Regions from separate parts of the Homo sapiens genome. Here region 2 is linked to region 1. The links are chromatin contacts, found by Hi-C or POLR2A ChIA-PET in ENCODE. All regions are on one chromosome and are shown on one strand. Each heading gives the region's core, a stretch centred on a gene start or an enhancer-like site at or near the end of the contact. The rest is flanking DNA. Distances are from core to core; before and after follow the strand shown. Region 1 holds the start of LINC00667 (long intergenic non-protein coding RNA 667). Region 2 holds the start of NAPG (NSF attachment protein gamma).

What was found. A loop is a pair of places that touch in the nucleus more often than their neighbours do. ChIA-PET counts read pairs that join two places held with the same protein, here RNA polymerase II (POLR2A). Pooled maps may share reads with other maps.
Region 2: a loop to region 1 is called in a map of CD4-positive, alpha-beta T cell, with 13 times the contacts of the local background. The contact joins the promoter of NAPG here to the promoter of LINC00667 in region 1. A Hi-C loop is called at or near these places in 1 of 168 maps with a recorded cell type or tissue (CD4-positive, alpha-beta T cell) and 8 of 50 pooled maps. POLR2A ChIA-PET finds 5 or more read pairs at or near these places in 1 of 52 experiments (PC-9).

What each region holds. Positions count from the first base shown.
Region 1 is chr18:5,236,092-5,240,338 of GRCh38, forward strand. It overlaps LINC00667 (long intergenic non-protein coding RNA 667), which reads left to right and starts at 2,009. Exons shown (of 3, transcript NR_015389.1): 1 at 2,009-2,958. LINC00526 (long intergenic non-protein coding RNA 526) reads right to left here and starts at 1,938. Exons shown (of 1, transcript NR_026849.1): 1 at 633-1,938. It also overlaps the pseudogene LOC100422274. RefSeq lists a silencer at 1,955-2,124 and an enhancer at 2,345-2,524.
Region 2 is chr18:10,522,743-10,527,352 of GRCh38, forward strand. It overlaps NAPG (NSF attachment protein gamma), which reads left to right and starts at 3,285. Exons shown (of 12, transcript NM_003826.3): 1 at 3,285-3,416. The coding sequence starts at 3,361. RefSeq lists a silencer at 3,428-3,677.

The sequences.
Region 1 (4,247 bases), core at 759-3,258:
TAAATTATACTGACTCGGTAGATGGCTTTCCTTTTTTAGAAGAGTTGAATATAATGACATGTTCCTTTTCCCTCAGCAAAGAAAATAACGTCTAGCTATAAAGGAATAGGCATATACTACATGTTCTTCAGATCGAGCCTCAGATCTGAAACGCAGTCTTACTTAACCTCTGCATGCATCCTTCCTTCCGTTTAAGCATTTGTTAAAAAATGGAAAGCATTTCTATTTTCTTAACTTTTTCTTTCATTTAATGTCTTTTTTAATTTAGAGTTTATTTGAGCATCCAGTGATTCATGAATCAGTCAGCACTAGACCACAAGCAGTTCAGTGCTCCACTGTGGAGGCAAAAAGGGAAAACTTTTGTAAGATGTTTGCAGACACAAAACAAATAAAAATATTTGGTTAAATTGGGAAGTCCCTAGTGAGAAGTTGGTTGACAGTTTCTAGTTGGTTAAGCTTAAGTTTTGTTTTCTGGATTTAACGTCTTGTTTCTATAATTATAAAATGAATACAGTCACTTCAGAAACCTAGAAATGTATAAAGTAAAAATTTTCCACAATACTCCACCCAAAGATAACTTTTTTGAGTATGAATTTGTTCTTCCTCAAAATACGCGTTTTAAACAATTGATATCAAAATGCATCTTGTTTATTTGGCTTTTGAAACTGTTATAACACAACTTATAACATTGGAAATACATTATTTTATTAATACAAAGTAGTTTTCATAGTAAAATACCAAATTAATTAAAAGGCAGAATGAAACGTACCATATACATGTAGACGACAAATGAAAACTGTCAAAGTATCCTTCTCTCTAAAAAGCCACAAATTACGTTCTTTGAAGTAAGTATTGGGTTTTATTTCCTAAACTATACACATCAATATCACCTCCTGAAGCTTTTTACCCAGTTTCACGGTTGGTATTTCGGACATGCAATGTTCCATGCTGTCAAACTTGGAATGCCTCGTTTGGATACAGGGAGACAAAGACTTGGAGACCCAGAAGCCTGAAAGTGGTTCTTGACCGACTTTGTCCACTCAAATTAAGGCATCATGCAGCTGGTCATCACTTACATTGCTGGTTGCACGCAGGCACACACACACCAGTGCTCACAGCCAGCACTTGTTAAGAATGGTTGAGCTGGACCAAATGGTATACGTGTCTTTCATCAATATAAACATGGACTGCATTCATCTGGACACGGGCCTTTCCCGCCTACCGAGCCTGCCCACCACCCGAAGTTTAAGCTCATCTTGGAGGACCTGACACTCAGGAAGCCGTCTCCCGTTGTTCCACCGGCTTTGTGGCCCCAATGTCTGTATAAGCTGCTGATTTGCCTTGGGAAAACAAACCAGCATCGATTTCAGAGAAATTACTGGATAATTTGCGCTGTGAGGCGCCTAGATCGCAAGGCGCACTCCGCAAATGACAGCCGCTCCCGTGCACTTGTCCAGTCATTCGGGTGGCATACTGTCCGGGTGGAAGCCCGCCAAAATAATCCATTTGGAAGGGACGGAGGGCTTCGTCAGAAATTGCCTTCTTGTAGCTATGAGACATTGAGCAAAACAGATAAGAACTGGGGCAATGGAGGCATAAACATTAAGGCTAGGATGTATTTTTGGGGAGAAAGCGGCGGCTAGCAGGGACGAAGCTCAACTTCATGCGCCGCGCCCCGGAATGCTTTGCCTTTAGCCACTAGCGGAGCCGCCCGCCTGAGGGAGCCCTCCGGGAGTGAGCGCACGCAACCGTGCAGTCAGATTCCTCCGCCGACCGCGGCCCTCTCTCCTCGGGCTTTGCCTTCGCTCTCTAGCTTTTCTTCTTTCACTCCCGCTCGCCGACTCCAGCCCGCTGGGCTCACGCTCTGCCGGACACCAATCCCGGCGGCCCTGCCCGACGGAGCTCAAGGCTAGGCCTGGCCTTGTCCGCGGAGTCCGCCCCTCGCCGCCACCGGGATCCGCCCCCGCGCCGACACGCACTTCCGGCAGCGCCGCGGCCGGGAGGGACCGAGCGGGGAGCAAGGCCTGCGGGGAGGCGCAGGATGGACGCGTTGGCTGTCATGATGTAGGACCTCCTGACCTAGAACCATGCCCGGCGCAGGGAGAACAACGAGCTTACGGACCGGGTGCGGGGGCTGCTGTGCGAGAAAGCCTACCTGCTGGCCCGGGAGCGTTCGCCGGCCCACCTGGTGGCTTTCCCTGGACGTTTAACGGCGACTCCGCCCGGCCTCCCGACTTTTTGATGCAGGCGTTCTCTTACATGACTTTCTTCGAGGCTAGATTCTCGAAAGACATCCTGAAGGTGGCTTTCTTAATTAGCTGCCTCACCGGCTGGCGGAGCAGTTCGTAGTCGCCTACATCGAGAGGGAGAGCCCCGTCCTGGCTCAGTACTGGGGCTTCGTGGACGCGCTGTAGCGGGTCTTCGCCGTCGTGGGTAGGAAACAGTCGGGCCGGATCCCCGGTGTCTGGGGAGCGGCTGCCGGCCGGGCCCGCGCGAGCCGCTTCACTCCTACAAGCCCGGCTCACTAGTTCCAAGCTGCTGGACTTTGACCCTCGCTGGGAAGCTTGATCGCCGCCTGTTCTCGCCAATCTCTATGCCTTTGCACTGCCCAGCAACCCGGTCACTGCCCAGGACCTGTTAAAAGTTGAATGGACCTCCCAGAATCACGCCGCTGCCACCGCCGTTTCTAGAGACGGCTTTTGGCCACCTTTGAGAATCAGGGTCAAACTTGGAAGGGCCTGCATTTGTCACACTTCCTCGGACACTAATTTGGATAGTTCAGGCCCAGAGACGGCTTCCCGGGTTAGTGTGCCTGACAACACTGAAGAAAAATTGTGACATTTTCCTTCCCCAGAATTACTTCGTTTTATACATTTCACTTCTCTTCTGAAATCACAGCAATGCCAGTTTGCGCCTTTTGGTCTGAGGAACGCAGGCCCTGGCCACTACCAGGAAAAAGTATTTACTTTTAAAACTTGAATGTATATCTTTACCGTATGCCTAGTACAGTAGTGCTTGGAAGAAACAGATTAGTAAGACAAAATATATGTCTTCAAGAACACTTACGTTCTGAGAAAGAATTCTGAATGCAGATTCTAATGTCTGGTAAAATGCTTTACAGTGTAAAGAATGCATATATGATTCTTATTTTATGGCATTTTAAACTTTCCACCCCACGGTTTTAAAGTGTTAATATATGTTAAAAATATATGCAATTTATAAAGGAGAAGGAAAGCCCAGCTTGATTTTTGCTGCCAAAGATGGTATATTTAAAATTAAACGTAACTAATGGCAAAAAATAATGGGAATGGTGCAGTCTTTGAGCTGTATCCAGTTGGCATTATTCTCTTGGACTAAAAGGAATAGTATTAACTTCCTCACTTTGGGTAAGCCACTTTAGATTTTTGGGCTGCAGTTTTCTCAGGTAATTAGAGACTTTATATTATGAAAGTTTGGTTCACAATTCTTTGAGTCTCTTTTGGGAACAAAGAAGGTAAGAGGAGGATATGTGCCCTCCTCTCAATCAAGGGGTTTCTTGAAACCCTCTAAGGAGAAAAATCTGAAACTGCCTTTCCTAAAACGTTCATGGGTTTGTCATTCTGATGATCAATATCGTCCCACTGAAGTATCTTTTTGAATTCCTAGTTAGGAATCTTTATGTTAAGATAAACTGATCACTCTCTCCTTCGTGGACAGTTTATCTACCTAAAGATGATAGGGGAAAACACTGTTTTTGAAAGACGAAATAAAGACATGTTGTAGCAGTTATTTTATTGCCAGTTAGTATTACAAAAGTTCCTAAGGAACTCCCCATTAACTTGGCCTCATATGAACTACGCTTGAGTCCCGTTTTAAATTGAGTCTTGATCGTATTTACTGACAGTTTCAAAGCAGCGTTTTTTTTTTTCCTCCATAGTAAAAAACCTACAGGATACCACCACCAAAGGAAAAAACAAGTTTTTTTCAGTAAACCTCACAAGAGCATACATTTGATAGAATACACGGATTTTCTAATGAAAGCTCGCCGTCACCATTTTATAAGTCAGAACATGAAAGTCAAAATATCTCATACAGATGTCTTTTTTTTTTGAGAAGGTACACAAGGCTTGCTTGTAGAGATGGAGTTACATGGAGGGACAGAAGGTCACTGGTCAGTGATTTTAGGTTTTTATACTTCTGAAAACAGGTAATTACAGATTCTGATCAGTTTATCATTTTCTTTAGTCTTTTATTTTCTGCTGAATGCT
Region 2 (4,610 bases), core at 2,035-4,534, 5.3 Mb after region 1:
TTAAGCCTCATTCACACTTTGATGTGAATCATTTTAGTCACATCCAAAACAAGTAGATCACTCAGGAATGCACATTTTTATTGAGGCAGGATAAAGAAAAAGAGTTTCTAGAACTAGAGGAGAGGATTGGCTCAGATGGAATCACTTGGGCCAGCAGCCAGCAAGTCTGTATGTTGACGGGGTAGGTGAGGGAGGACATGAGCGTCTAAAGAGCCTTAGGAGAGGAGGCAAGAGGTAAGTTGAAGTCACAAAGACAACTTTTGCTGAGGTTCTGGTGGTAGCTGCTGTGATAACAAGAATTACGTTTATGGGTCAACAAGGCCTGGGGTCACACTATCGATTCTAGCTTGGGAAACTACACGTCTTAGTCTATCATCATTTGGTCCATGCTTTCCATTCTCAGTTCTTCTAAGCTGACTTCTCAGTTTAAATTCCCCTTGCTCAACTCCCACCTCAATGTTATTGCAGGAAGAGAAGGGGAGGGGAAGAAAGTGGGGGCATTTGTGTTACACCTTTACTGTGCCCATTCTCTCTCTTCTTCTCCCCTTTACTATGAATGCATGTTAGCACATACTTACCACGGCTTCCCTGGTCAAGGGTCCTTTGAAACATAGAACCCTTGAATGCCCATGGCTATTGATATAGCTCCAACGAATGGAGGAACACCAGGGTTGTTGGTCTCGTGCTGATAGGATTAACAACACGGACACGTGGAGTGGTTTTAAGGAGTGAAAAGTTTAATAGGCAAGAAAGAAGGAAGGAAGAAGAAAACACCTCCCCCATACAGAGACAGAGGTAGGGAGGATTTGAACAAAGAGAAAACCCAGTGTGCAGTGGAAAAGTGGTTGCTTATATTGGGATCCTGGAGGAGGTGGTGTCTGGTTTGCATAGGGCCCAGGGGATTGGTTTGACCAGGTGTGTCATTTACATAGCTCTCGAAAAACCTGGCCCTCCCACCTTAGCCCTTTAATATGCAAATACAGGTCACCGTGATGTTCTGAACACATGGTGTTATCTGGAGGTGGCCATGACACTTGGTACACCTGATGACAAGGAAGAGATGGCGGAATCACCATGTTGAGTGAACTCAGTTTCTAAGGACTGACATTTGCATATCAAAGCTTGCGGGCCTGGCTCTTCAAGCTGCCTTTTCTGTTAGAAAAGAGATGGTTCAGGGGTTGTTTCTTAAAACAGGAAAATTTCCACTGAGAACATTTACCCTTACTATCTGCCTAAAAAGTATTTCTTAATAACTGCTATATCACTATCGTGGGGTTTTTTTCCCATTCTTTCTTTGTTGATGCCAAAGTAAAATTAAGTTAAATATTGTATCCTCTCATAGATCATGAATGCAATGAGGGCAGGCATTATATCTCTTGCTCAACAATTGGGTCCTAGGTGTGTAGGCTTAATGTCTTGTGCAGAGTGGGCATTCAGTAAACAATAATTCAATAATGAATGAATAAATAAGGGAGAATGTGGAGGAGGTTATAGGCTTAGAAAACTTTCTGGGCACTTTCAATGGTTTTAGAGGGTGATGGTATTGGGTGGTTAATAAATCTAAACTCACTTGAAAACATAAGGCTTTCCACTGGTAACAGTCCTTTTATATTTAATCAGTCATCCCAGAGTTGTGGTGAATTGGAAGTCATGGCCAAAGTATTTTACACTCCTCTATTTTCCTACCTCTTGAATCTGAACTTGCCTTATGACATGTTTTCATCAATAAAATGTGGCAGAAGTAATGTGCAGTGGGAGTCCAGGCCTTACGAAGCCTGAAGTTTCCACTTTCACTCTCTTGAAATTCTGCTGCCTTCCTATAAAGGAAGCCCAGGCTAGACAACCAAATGAAGAGGGGTCTTGTGTGTGGGTACTAAATAAGAAAGTGAGGATAGAGAAAAAAATCCAAGGCCAGTTCACCTGTTGGCACTAGAAAAAATGCAAAATATTGATTGGCAAATAGATGCAGGAAGATCGATCGATTGTGTGGTGAGGCCAAAGGGAAGAACTCTTCGAATAGTTATTTCATATTCAACAATAAGTGAGAGTTGGCAGGCAAGCAGAGATTGTGTAGGAGTTTTGAGAAGGAAGGTGTGAACAGCCCTCCAAGTGAGTGGGTGAGTGATTTGACCATGGAAACATAGGAGAGTTGCTCAGCAGCACCAAAGGTCGGCTTAATGTTTATGATCATTAAAATGAGTAATGTTAGCATCCTCGTTTGTTTTTTTCCAGTCAAATTCACTTGCTCAAGAGCAGTTCCAGAGTAGGTGGAGAGCTGGGGTTTTTCCTGGCTTGGAGAAAGGAGGGAGAGGGAGCCAAGGCCGTTGAGAGTATACGCACTAAAATGATGGGACATGAATTTATGCTGGGAAAAGAAGGACGTGTAAGAGCAGAGGGATAGGGAAAGGTGAGGAATCTGGTGAAGGTTAAGTAATTACTAGCACTAGGAGGTATGAGCTGGAATGGAAAGGGGAAGTAAAGTGAGCTGTTTGAAACTGACACTACGGAGGGTACACAGTTATGAGTAAGGTCAAGGGTGTGATCCCAGGAATGTGTGGCTGCGCTAGTGTGGGAAAGATCACAGGAGGTTGGAAGCTGAGAGGCTGTATAGTCATTGCAGGAATCATCCATGTGGATATTGAAATCACCATGAATTATGAATGAAGCCAACTGTATTACTGGTTACTATTTTTACCAGACCACTGTACGCGACTTTAGATCCCTCAACTTCCCATTTAGAGCACTTATCACGGCTTGAAATATTAGAGCGATTATTTGGGTTGGGCGCGGATTATTTGACAGTAATCAGGGTTTACAAGTCTGTTTCGTTTCTTGACTGACATACAATTAATACCCAAAAGGCAGAATGGATAGAAGAATACTATTCTATCTGTCATACAGAGAAACTTCAGATGTAATAAATTATAAAGCCAATTAACCCTACAAACAGGATCCACAGCAGTTTCACATTAATGAAAAAGCAAGACTTCAAGAGGGCGGGAGTTTTTGTCTGCTGATCTTCCCGCATCTAAAATAGTGCCTGACACATATTAGGTGCTTTGCAAATATTGAATGAAAGAATACGCCCCATCAGTATCTCACCGCGCCTGCGCTAGATGCCCTAGGTGGGGCCAGCCTTGACGCGCTGCGCCTGCGCAATGTCTCTTTGCGGGGCGCACCGGCAGGCTCCCAGCCCCGCTTCGTCGCAGCGGCTTGGGCCCTCCGGCCCTCCGTAGCCGCTCGACTGTCGCGCTGCACCAGCTTCCTCCTCGGCGTTCCCACGCCTATTTGGGCGGATTCTTGGCGCCGGAGGAAGAGGCAGGGTCACCCTCTCTCCACGTCAGAGACCTGACTGTGGAGATGGCGGCTCAGAAGATAAACGAGGGGCTGGAACACCTCGCCAAAGCAGAGAAATAGTGAGTGAGAACCTTCCGGGGGCCTGTGTGTAGACGCCGGGTCCGTCTCTCACTGGCGCGGCCTTAGCACCCGGGGGGGGCGGGAGGGAGGGCTCAGGGCTGAGGGGCCTCGGCGCGCTGGTGCCCGCAGGGCTGCCGGGGCTCGGTGTCCTCTGGGTCACACTCCCGGGGTCGGGGTCAGCTCTGCGGCGCCTCGGGAAGCGCCGTGGGTCCACCCCGCCGGAAGTCCGCTCCCCAGAGCCGGTGTGGGCGGGGACTCGGCGCAGTGCTGCGGGGCGAGGGCTTCTCTACTTGGGCGCTCTGCTCCTGAAGATTGTGGTGGGGGCTGTCTGTGCATCGGAGGCTCGTTAGCAGCATCCTTGGCCTCTACCTGCTGGGTGCCGGTCGCATCTCTTCCCCATTTGTGGCAACCCAAAATGTCATCTGGGGAACAACATCGCTCTGTTGAGAACCACCGCCCTAGAAGAGCCCCCTGTGTGGAGGGGACCATAGGTTTACCCCAAAAACTCCTCGGTGAACCTTTGTCATCTGGCATTTTACTGTCCCTGTGGGCAGGGACTGTGCTTCGTTCGTCCTTTGATGTGTATGTCCTGCCACCTCTGGTACAGTACGTAGTAGGCACCCTGCAAATGTTTGTGGGACTGAACTGATAATCCTTAATTCATCCTTTTGGCAGCCTCTTCCCCCCGTTTCATTACTCCAGTGCATTTTTATCTGGCAGTTACAGTTAATAGAAAGTCAGCATTGTGGGCCGGGCGCGGTGGCTCACGTCTGCAATCCCAGCACTTTGGGAGGCCGAGGCGGGCGGATCACAAGGTCAGAAGATCCAGACCATCCTGGCTAACACGGTGAAAACCGTCTCTACTAAAAATACAAAAAATTAGCCGGGCGTGGTGGCGGGCGCCTGTAGTCCCAGCTACTCGGGAGCCTGAGGCAGGAGAATGGCCTGAACCCGGAAGGCAGAGCTTGCAGTGAGCCGAGATCGCGCCACTGCACTCCAGCCTGGGCCACAGAGCGAGACTCCGTCTCAAAAAAAAAAAAAAAAAAGAAAAGAAAAAGTCAGCATTGTGCTCTGTGGTGGGTGCTTCACATACATAATTTCATAAGCTGAGATCTTCACAATAACTTTCCAAATAGAGATTCTAATTTTTCGTAAGAGGAAATGAGACTCAGGGAAGCCTCATAACGACTTGC